3 separate regions of the Mus musculus genome follow, and regions 2 and 3 are each linked to region 1. Evidence: chromatin contacts called from ENCODE POLR2A ChIA-PET data. All regions are on one chromosome and are shown on one strand. Each heading gives the region's core, a stretch centred on a gene start or an enhancer-like site at or near the end of the contact. The rest is flanking DNA. Distances are from core to core; before and after follow the strand shown. Region 1 holds the start of Kif18b (kinesin family member 18B). Region 2 holds the start of Dcakd (dephospho-CoA kinase domain containing). Region 3 overlaps Nmt1 (N-myristoyltransferase 1).

Region 1 (3,352 bases), core at 773-3,272:
CTTCAGACACTCCAGAAGAGGGCATCAGATTTCATAACAGATGGTTGTGAGCCACCATGTGGTTGCTGAGATTTGAACTCAGGACCTTCAGAAGAGCAGTCGGTGCTCTTAACCTCTGAGCCATCTCACCAACCCCCCTTTTTTTGTGGTTTTTCGAGACAGGGTTTCTCTGGCTGTCCTGGAACTCACTCTGTAGACCAGGCTGGCCTCGAACTCAGGAATCCGCCTCTGCCTCCCAAGTGCTGGGATTAAAGGCATGTGCCGCCACGCCCGGCTCCAAGGCAACTCTTATAAGGACAATATTTACTTGGGGCTGGCTTACAGGTTCAGAGGTTCAGTCCATTATCCTCAAGGTGGGAGCATGACAGCATCTAGGCAGGCACGCCTCAGGAGGAGCTGAGAGTTCTACCTTTTCATCTGAAGGTGGCTAGGAGAATACTGACTTCCAGGAAGCTAGGACATGGGTCTTAAACCCAGGCCCACAGTGACACATTTACTCCAAGGCCACACCTTCAAATAGTGCCACTCCCTGGACCAAATATATTCAACTCACTATACCCAGCATGTTTTAACTATACCCTGTATCATCTTATGTTATTATTAGTTATTAATTCTCTTCTCCCCCACCTCTGTCCCTTTTCAGGAACTCCCTATAGTTCAGGCTGATCTAGTATTTACCATGTACATGAAGCTGGCTTTGAACTTGTAACATTTTCCCTCTCCTGCCTTGGCATGTATCACAATCCCCACCTGTGATAAATATCTAAGTTTTTCCTATAGACTGGGAGCTCTGTATATCACATATCACTGTAACCTCTGAACCTGTCATAACAATCGTTGAATGAATCTGAGAACACCTAGTGCCATTTTATTGAACATCTACAAGGTGCGTTATTCACATTACGTTTTTTTTTTTTTTTTTAATTTTTACTTATGGGGATTTAGCTCAGTGGTAAAGAAAAGGCCTTGGGGGCTAGAGAGATGGCTCAGCGGTTAAGAGCACTGACTGCTCTTCCAGAGGTCCTGAGTTCAATTCCCAGCAACCACATAGTAGCTCACGACCATCTGTAATGCTCTCTTATGGTGTGTCTGAAGAGAGCAACAGTGTACTCATATACATTAAAAAATAAATAAATAAAATGAAAGACCAAGCAAACTTCACTCACTCAAAAGAAAAGGCCTTGGGTTTGGTTCTCAGCTTGGGGTGTGTGTGTGTGTGGGGACGTTTAGGGCGCAAAAAAACAAAACAAAACAAAAACAAAAACAAAAAAACCAGATTTACAGTAAGCGAGGAGGGAACTTCTTTACCAGGAAGCTATCATTAAACAACTGTTCCTTTTGGAGACGGAGAAGGCAAGAGTATTCAGTGTTCTTGTATCTTTGTACTAACCCTAACTTCATGTAATTTTGTTGTTTTTGTCCTCACTAAACTAAGTGTGGTGAATAAATAATTTGAGTCAAGTTATCCAGTATTAAATGACTCTACTAGCTTGTTCACAGTTGTGGTGAAAGAAACCCTACAGTAACCTTTACATGCCCCAGACTTGCTCACAACGCCACCATGAGGACAGTTTACTTGAGAGAGAGATCGAGTAAAGTTCTCATGTAGCTCAGGCTGGCCTGGAACGCTCTACCTGGAGGGTGGCTGGTTTCGAACTCAAATAGATCCGCCAGCCTTTGCCTTCTGCGTGATGGGATTAAAGGCACGAGCCACTCTGAATTGGAGGGTGCCTATTTAAGCCACAAAAGCAGGTTTTAAATTCTGTCGAATGTGTGGTCGCTGTAACCGCTGCTGAACTCAGCCCACAGACCACAGAGACGGGGCAGGCCCCCTGGTTACACTGCTAGAGACTCGATTCTGGTGGCAATTCCGCTCCGTCCGGTTTGATTTGGCCAAAGAAACCCAAGGCGCGCAAGAGAACTAGTGCGCAAGCGCACCCCCGGCTGTCTTTGTTACTTAGGAAACAGCCAATCAGCGAGCCGGGCGGTGACCAATGAGAAGCGCGGATGAGCGGACCGGCTAGTTTGAACGCGCCGCGCCGGAAGAAGGTTGGTTCGGTGGAATCGGGTGTGGGGGAGCTCTCTCCTGAATCCGAGGGCTCCTGTCCGAGGCGGAGGGACGCGTAAGCGACCCCCGACACCAGCACCGGGAACCGACGAGAGGTAGGCTTTGGTCGACGGTGGGGCGGCCCCGCGGGCTCGGTGCAGAGCTGTCGTTTGCGCGGGCTCGCTGCAGTTGTCTGGAACCCGAATCAGCACTTGTTTGGGCAGGTCAGGGACGAGTAGGAGGGCACTTCCTTTACACCGAGAATGCAGCCGATCGTGATCTCTGCGTCCCACGGTCCGGGGCCCATATTAAGTCCTCTCATGTATACCCGGTCCTTTGAAAGGTGCACCCGGCTCCGTAGCAGCTACCCCTCCTCGTGTGGGAGGTGGAATTGGGTCTTTCTACAGGTCAGAATTGGAGATCTGGGACGCCCGGCAGGAGAGAATGGGAGAACCACTCCGCTCCTCTTGTCAGAGCTGATTACGCGGCTGTGTGTGTACCGAGGGAGGCAGCTTGGTTACTGGGACACTCCTAAACACTGGCGAGCATGAAAGAAAACCAGGCCTCTATTAGTACCAGGATGATCGAGTCTTTTAGCCTTGGACATTTGAGCTACTGTGACAAGTACAAGGTAGAGCCTGTTTTGTGCCAAAGAACTTAAAATACTGGTTTGTGTTGGTTTTGGTGGTTCAGTGCATCATAGGGAAATGATGTATCATATAACTTTACCAGCGGTGTCTAATATTTGTTGGGCACTTAAAAACCGAATGCCATTCAAGCTTAACACAAACCTGGTGAGACAGATAATTAAAAAATATTACAATTTGCATGTTGAGAAACGGAGGCACAGAGTGTAGTTAAGCTTGACTTGGGAGGACATATATAATTTTACTTTTGTGGATGAGCTTTTTGTTGTTAACAGCGCTTCCTTCAATGTCCCTATCCTATTTCTTCCATGCCTATTTCATTATGGAACCATGCCCTCTGCCAGTCAGGATTTTAAGGCATCTCATTCTCCATTACTTTGTTTTTATCTAATTTCGCTCCATTTGTACCTTTTTTTCTCTCATGGTCTAGAGATCAAACCTAGCCCTAATACCTTTTTTTTAAAAAAAAGTATAGAAGCATCATATTATTAGAGACATTTGCAAAGCTTTTCTCTTATCTAGTGACACAGCAACTGAAATTATCATAATATTGTATAAACTATATTCTCTCTCCACAAACAGTTAAGTTATAAATACAAACTAGGCATAGTAAAATAATCCCAGCCCCTGAGAGAGAGGCAGAGGAGAAGAGTCTCTG
Region 2 (3,773 bases), core at 854-3,353, 92 kb before region 1:
ATGCTAGAGCCAAAAGAGACCAGCATCAGTCCTAGACTAGGGGTTCTAGGACAAGCTGCATTCCTTACAAATGAAGAAGGGTTCCCTTGAGCACTAGTGACTGTGCCACCACCGTGCTGAGTGTGCACTGCTGTGCTGATGCACCATGACCGAGAACAACCTTGGGCTGAAAGGGTTTATCTAGCTCACATGTCCTGATTCACAGTCAGCCGAGGGAAGCGGGAGGCAGGAACTCAAGCTGGGCAGGATCCCTGAGGTGGGAGCTCATGTCTGGGTCACGGAGGGGTGATGCTTACTGGCTTTCTTCTCGTGGATTGCTCTGCCTGATTTCTTATAGAACCCAAAACCATAAGGCCAGAGGTGATCTCACCCCACAAAGGGCTGTGTTCCCCTACATTAATCATGAAGAAAATGCCCTACAGGTCTTCCTGCCTGCTACAGCCTGATCTTATAGAGGCATACATTTTTCTTTTTCTTTTCTTCTTTTTTTTTCTTTTTCTTTCTTTCTTTCTTTTTTTTTTTTTTTTTTTTTTTGAGACAGAGTGTTTCTGTGTAGCCTTGGCTGTTCTATAACTCACCCTGTAGACAGGCTGGCCTACAGTTCACAGAGACCTACCTGTCTGTGCCTCCTGAGTGCTAAGATAAAAGATGTGTGTTACCACTGCCTGCTGAGGCACATTTTTTTTTTCAATTGAAAAAAAAAAAAAAAAAAAAAAAACCTCTCCTCTCAGATGATTCTAGCTTTTGACAAGTTTGCATAAAACTAGCCAGAACACCTTGGAAGAGGGTTCACTTTCAAAACAGGACATACAGAGGGAATGGGTGGGAAACTCTCGTAAAGAAAAACCATGTATTGCAGGAAAGGGTTAAAACCACGAGCAGAAACATTACAGGACGATTTCCAAACTCAGAGGTGGGAAGAGCCTGTACTGGAACTCAACAGGATTAGTAGACTGCGTTACTGCAAATGGAATCTGAAGTAGCTGTGTGCCCATGGCCAGTGCTCCTGGGCATCGGAGCCGGGGCTGACATCTGGAGATCGTATGGAAAACCTCAACTATGGGAAGCAGTAGGGTTTATAACTTAAGACAGGTCTGGCCTCTTATTTCTGTCCCTGTCATAAATACTATTTGGTACATGGGAAAAGGCCAATTGTGCTGGGAGGAATTCAGGATACCTAATTTCTTTCATTGTAATATGACTGTCTATCTCCTCAAGGCTGAGCCTGGTATAACACCAGGTAATAGACCAGATGGAGCCATTATCCAAAAACTAAGAGTTCCAGTAATTCAGATATTGAAGAGCAGTCTCCCGAATTGGAGCTTTCACCCCCACAGGAGGTGACTGCGGTGAACGCACGCCAGCCAGATGAAAGGCTCGAGTTAAAGAGTAGCCAACTGTCTGAGATGCAGCCGACTACAGAGAAAGTGTTCTATGAAGGTCAAGCGACAGTAAACACTTAAGGAGTGTATTGACACAGTTGGAGGAACTCGCTGGGTTGGGAAGCCTTCCTCCTTGATCTGCCCCTCCGAAGCCAGCCTGTATTCCTAATTACTGTAACTTTAGGTAGTGTAGTCCTATTATTAAAACATCACATGTAAAAATATTTCACAGAGAGTTCAAAAAGAAGAAAAGGTCAGGTCCAGATCATGATGACTGGTAGTTTTGATAAACCCTTAAAAGTTTTAAGACAGGGGTGGGTGGGTATGGGGGACTTTTGGTATAGCATTGGAAATGTAAATGAGCTAAATACCTAATAAAAAATGGAAAGAAAAAAAAAAAAACGTTTTAAGACAGCCTGTGAGCGGTGGTGGCGCACGCCTTTAATCCGAACACTTGGGAGGCAGAGGCAGGCGGATTTCTGAGCCTGGTCTACAGAGTGAGTTCCAGGACAGCCAGGGCTATACAGAGAAACCCTGTCTCGAAAAATCAAAAAAAAAAAAAAAAAAAAAAAGAGAGAGAGACAGAGAAAAACTCAGCTTGGACCACCTCTAGCTCTCCAAACCTCGGCCCGGCCACGCCCACCTCATCTCCTGCACGCGGCCGGCACTCTGCCCCGCCTTCCGGTCCCGCCCCTTCCGCTGGCTGGACGCCCGGTCGGCGTGCACGCTCCCGAGTCCCGCCTGTGTGCAGCGAGCCAGCCAGTAAGCGCAGCGGAGATTGGGCTAGCGACGGAGGCTGAGGCCGAGTCGGAGACCCGGTAGGTAGCGGCGCGGGTGAAAGGAAGCCGCCAACCCCGGGAGGGGGAGGGGAGGGGCGGACCGGGTCGGGTGGCAGCGGCGAGCAGCCGCTTTGTTTCCTCGGGTGGCGCTCCGCCGGGCCGGGGTCTGCGCGCGAGACCCCCGCCGGAGCGCGGGATGCTGCGGCCGAGTTGGCGCATTGTGCGCGCCTTTTTTTTTTTCCCCCTTCTCTTTAAAGCACATATTTGTAGCTCACCTGGGGCTAACAAGCGCGTTTAATCATCATCCTGATAACAAACCTGGGAAATCAAGTGTTATTTCCCTCGATATAGCCTTGGAAAAGGATGGAAAATCTGAGTTTACGGCCAAAGTCTCTGCGCTTTAGAGCACTGTGGTCGGACTCAGTTTCGATTTTTAAATCCAACCTCTGCCTTTTGCAATCGTGTGACCTTCTGCCACCTTTAGTTTGCCCATCTGAAAAGTGGGGATGCAACCTATAGATGCTGTTTTGTATCTACCATCTGATATTCAGACCTTCCTTCCCCCCCCCCCCCCCCCATGGCTTCCTTCCCCAGGGAAGCTAGACTAGTTGATCGTCTGAAGTCTTTTAGTTTAATTTAGGTCCGTGGATGGCATGAGTCTCCCACTCATCAACTAGTAAAGGCTCTCAACGAAGGATCCAGGCCAGCCTGGCTACGTAATGCAAGACCTTTGGCCCCAGAGGAAGCAAACATAGATAGCATCTCTGGTGTTAACTTCATAGTTTTCACCACTATTATCATCACCGTGAATTACAAGCCATTGTGTTTCAATTTTAAAGATGGCGCATTTGGATGTTTTACATTTTGAGTTTTGCGTGGGGTTGTGTATGTTTTAACCCACAGCTTGGTAAACTGGGAGCTGACCCCATATGGACTCTGGGCTAACTGAGCTGCTAAAGATGCGGCAACAGTGAAACGTTTATGATGGCGCAACAACCAAAAATGAATTCAGAACCCAACACCGAGTAACTCCAAAGCTTTCCGGCCGAGTTTGTTAGAATTCCATCCTTGACCTAGCCACGGCCTCGGTTCCCTGCACCGAATGCGCAAGTGCTGTGTCTCCAGAAACGGTGATTTCCTTACAGAAAACAGAGGCTCTTGATGTTGCACCGTTCCTCAGCATCTGTTAAAAAAGCACATCTTTGGACAGTATTGGTTTAGAATATTTTATTTTGCCGGGCAGTGGTGGCGCACGCCTTTCAGCCCAGCACTTGGGAGGCAGAGGCAGAGGCAGGCGGCTTTCTTACAGACCAGCCAGGAGATGAAGGGAGAGAGAAAGGCTAGCCTGAGCCTTCAGCTTCCACCTCCCGATCCTATTTATTTATTTAGAGTTGAGGGTCTCATGGTCATGCTGGCTTCCAGCAACCAGCAGTGTCGCAGCTGAGGATAGCCTTGAGTTCCTGGTCTCTAGAGCACCGATGAGTACAGACACATACCGTGTCAGTGCGAGCCCAGAGGAAAGCCCTTTGACATAGTCGTCTCAACCATTACCTCTATATCTGTATGTACGTGTGAATATCCGCTTCCTAAATGAAGCCAAGGGTCGTGGTCC
Region 3 (3,304 bases), core at 523-3,022, 130 kb before region 1:
ATTAACACAACCAAGCATATCTAGGGAGAGGAAATATTATTTGGGAAAATGCCTCCGTAAGAGTAGACTGTTTCAGGGGCTGGAGAGATGGCTCAGAGGTTAAGAGCACTGACTACTCTTCTGAAGGTCCTGAGTTCAAATCCCAGCAACCACATGATGGCTCACAACCATCCATAATGAGATCTGATGCCCTCTTCTGGGGTGTCTGAAGACAGCTACAGTGTACTTACAGATTATATATAAAGATAAATAAATAAAAAAGAGTAGACTGTTTCTGTCTTGACTTCCTGTTACTCATGGCGTGTAAGCTGAAATAAACCCTTTCCTCCCCAGGTTGCTTTTGTTCACGGTGTTTTATTACAGTAACAAAAGTCCTGAATAGGACAGTCACATACCCACATGCAAGCTCACCTTAAATCACTAGTAAATATAACAACAATAAAGAGGCAGCTACTGGGGTTGAAGCTCACTGTTTAGAGTGCTTTCTCAAGACATGAACCATTATTAAAAATGCACAAGGTGCTGGGTCGCCACTGAGGAAAGGCGTGGAGGGCAGGACCCTCAGCAGCCCAGGTCACAAGTCAAGCAAGGTACGGACAAGAAGCCAGGCAGTGTGTCAAATGCCTCTAATCCAGCATTTAGGAGGGAGAGGCAGGTGGTCTCTGTGTTCGAGGCCAGCCTAGTCTACATAGTGAGTTCCAGGATAGCCAGTTACGTAAGAGAGAGACAACTTGCCCCCAATACAAAACAAAATAAAAGAAAACCAATGACAAGCAAAATAAATAAACAAAATAAGAAAAAAAAATAAGGTTCCACAATAGGAACTTCAGAAGTCAACTTTCACCCTTACACCTATGACATGCTCTTACTGTAGAGTCTGGGCATGCCCAGGAAGTACTGGATGGGGTTTGTTCAGCTCTCTGAGGCTCATCTCCTAAGAGTCCTGTCCCACCCACAAGCCAGGCCTACTCACCACACCACGGTCTCCCAGATCCAAGGCATCCCAGGTGAAGCCCTGGGGCAGGGTGTAGGGCTCCTGGCGAATGTTGTCTTTGTCAGGTTCGACTGGACCATGGGTGTTTACCACTTCACCTAGAAGAAGAGCACAGCAAGTCTATTGTCTGCCCACAGCGTGCGTGAAGGGGCTCACTGAACACACTCACTGGAAGGCTATCGAGGAGGTTCAGGTGGTAGAGTGGCTGCTTTGCCTGTGTGTGTCATACCTAGTACTACATAACCCAGCAGAGTGGTACAAGCCTCTAACTCCAACACTCAGGAGAGGCAGAGGGACCAGAGCTTTCAAAGTTACCTTCCACTGCACAGTGAGTGTAAGGCCAGTCTGGGCAACACAGATCCTGTCCCAGAAAGAAACAATTATATCAGAGTAAATTCCTCCGGTCCCTAGGAGCCCTGCAGCTGACGAACACTCTACGCTCTGTAACTGCAATCTCTCTCCAGTCTTTGGTCCCTAGTAAGGGCGAGCGCACAGCAAAACCTCAGAGTAATCTCTAGGATCCAAGGTGCCTCATCTTTGGAAATCCTTTAACTCTCGGGCAGGCTCCTGAATGACAAACACCCATCACAGCTAATTTAGCTTCCGGTCTCCTGGTTGGTGTAGGGTGTCGTCATGTTCCAGCCCAGACACTCTTCCCTGACTAGAGATCTGTAAGGTTGCATAAGCCTGCCTCTGTGTCAAGACCAACAACAGTGCACTGGCCTCACTCCTCAGTCAGATGATTGCTCTAGCAGCCAGGGTCTCTCAGCCTTCCAGCGTCAGCCTCTAGGCCTGTGGGCCAGCTAACTGCCAGGTCGGGGCATCAGAGCTCTGAGCCCTCCAGATGCCTTTGGGTTGACTCACCCTCCTGCATGATGCAGCCGGGAAGTCTCCCTCTCACCCAACCCTCCTCTGTGGGGAGCTCGGAAGCCGAGATGAAGGCAGGAACTGAAACCAGACGGGGCTGGAGAGGAAAGCCAGACACGCAAGCTCTCCCTCTTAATAGGTTTTGTTTATTTTGGTTTGCCCATCTTTTTTTTTTTTAAAGATTTATTTATTATTATATGTAAGTACACTGTAGCTGTCTTCAGACACACCAGAAGAGGGAGTCAGATCTTGTTACGGATGGTTGTGAGCCACCATGTAGTTGCTGGGATTTGAACTCTGGACCTTCGGAAGAGCATTCGGTGCTTTTACCCACTGAGCCATCTCACCAGCCCTGCCCATCTTTTTTTTTTTTTTAAAAACAGGAGAATACTAAGTAGCTAAGGCTGGCCTTGTGCTCATGGCACTCCTCCTGTCTCAGCTTCCCAATGCTGCATTACAGGTATGTAGCCCTCCAAGTACTTTTAAGCAACTTCCAATTGTCCTCAGACATTTAACTTCTGTGTTGGAGGGGGCACACTCAGTAGAACAGCCTCGCACTCGTGAGGTGGAAGGCAGGTTCTGAGCCTTAGTGGGACGGGACTGAGGGGAGAGAGAGCCTCTCCACAACAGGATAAGGAAAGAGGGCAGCTAGACAGAATAGATCTGAAGAGAGGCTGAAGGTTTGCTCAGGTCACATAACAGTCACACAGACCGAAGCTTCTGACACTGAATTGTAACCTCGGGTATGTAAGTCAAAGTGTGGGGGTGTCAGGAAAATTCAGCAATAGTAAAACCAAACACAAACTGAAAATTAAATATGTACGGAATCTGAGGTAGTTCAGGCAGTGTCACGTGACCTCACACGGGCACGCTGTACTCACTGTGAGTGCCAACATGCGATGAAACATCAAGGAACCTGCCTTAGATCCCTACTTGGATGGTGACTGGAAGACAGCTCGGTGGCTAAGAGCAGGGCTGTTCTTCAGTTCCCTTCAGTTGCCAGCACCCATGCCAGCTGGCTCATAACTGACCTGCAAGGCCGGCTCCAGGGGATGTGGTGCACGGTGCGGTGCCCTCTGCTAGCCTCTGAGGGAAAACACACACCTAACACAAGCAGGCACAGTCACAGAAACGTGTTTGCCTGCATATGCCCCATGTCTGGTGCCCATGGAGGTCAGCTGCAGGGGTCAGAGCCCTGGGACCGGAGTTATGGATGGATGGTTGCCAGCCACCACCTAGTGCTGGGAACTGCGCCCGGTCCTTCCACCAGAACAAGTGTTCTTAACCACTGAGTCTTTTCTCTTGGCCTCACATGATCACCCAACAAATTTTGTTTAACAAAGGCATATGCCAGGCCCACCTGGATTTAGTTTCTTTCTCTTAATTTGGTTTTTGGAGACAGGGTTTCACTGTGTAATAAATAGCCCTGGATGTCCTAGAACT

Evidence for each region. ChIA-PET counts read pairs that join two places held with the same protein, here RNA polymerase II (POLR2A).
Region 2: POLR2A ChIA-PET joins it to region 1 with 10 read pairs in Patski. The contact joins the promoter of Dcakd here to the promoter of Kif18b in region 1. POLR2A ChIA-PET finds 5 or more read pairs at or near these places in 4 of 5 experiments (Patski and embryonic stem cell).
Region 3: POLR2A ChIA-PET joins it to region 1 with 24 read pairs in Patski. The contact joins the enhancer-like site here to the promoter of Kif18b in region 1. POLR2A ChIA-PET finds 5 or more read pairs at or near these places in 2 of 5 experiments (Patski and embryonic stem cell).

What each region holds. Positions count from the first base shown.
Region 1 is chr11:102,923,794-102,927,145 of GRCm38, reverse strand. It overlaps Kif18b (kinesin family member 18B), which reads left to right and starts at 2,022. Exons shown (of 16, transcript NM_197959.2): 1 at 2,022-2,163.
Region 2 is chr11:103,015,477-103,019,249 of GRCm38, reverse strand. It overlaps Dcakd (dephospho-CoA kinase domain containing), which reads left to right and starts at 2,103. Exons shown (of 5, transcript NM_026551.3): 1 at 2,103-2,200.
Region 3 is chr11:103,049,994-103,053,297 of GRCm38, reverse strand. Nmt1 (N-myristoyltransferase 1) reads right to left here. Exons shown (of 12, transcript NM_008707.4): 4 at 974-1,092. Among named protein-coding and RNA genes, the nearest start is that of Gm42090, 4.0 kb to the right of the region's middle. Within about 2 kb of position 1,772, at least 2 of the 3 ENCODE cell types and tissues checked have a DNase peak (open chromatin) inside an H3K27ac peak, as active enhancers do.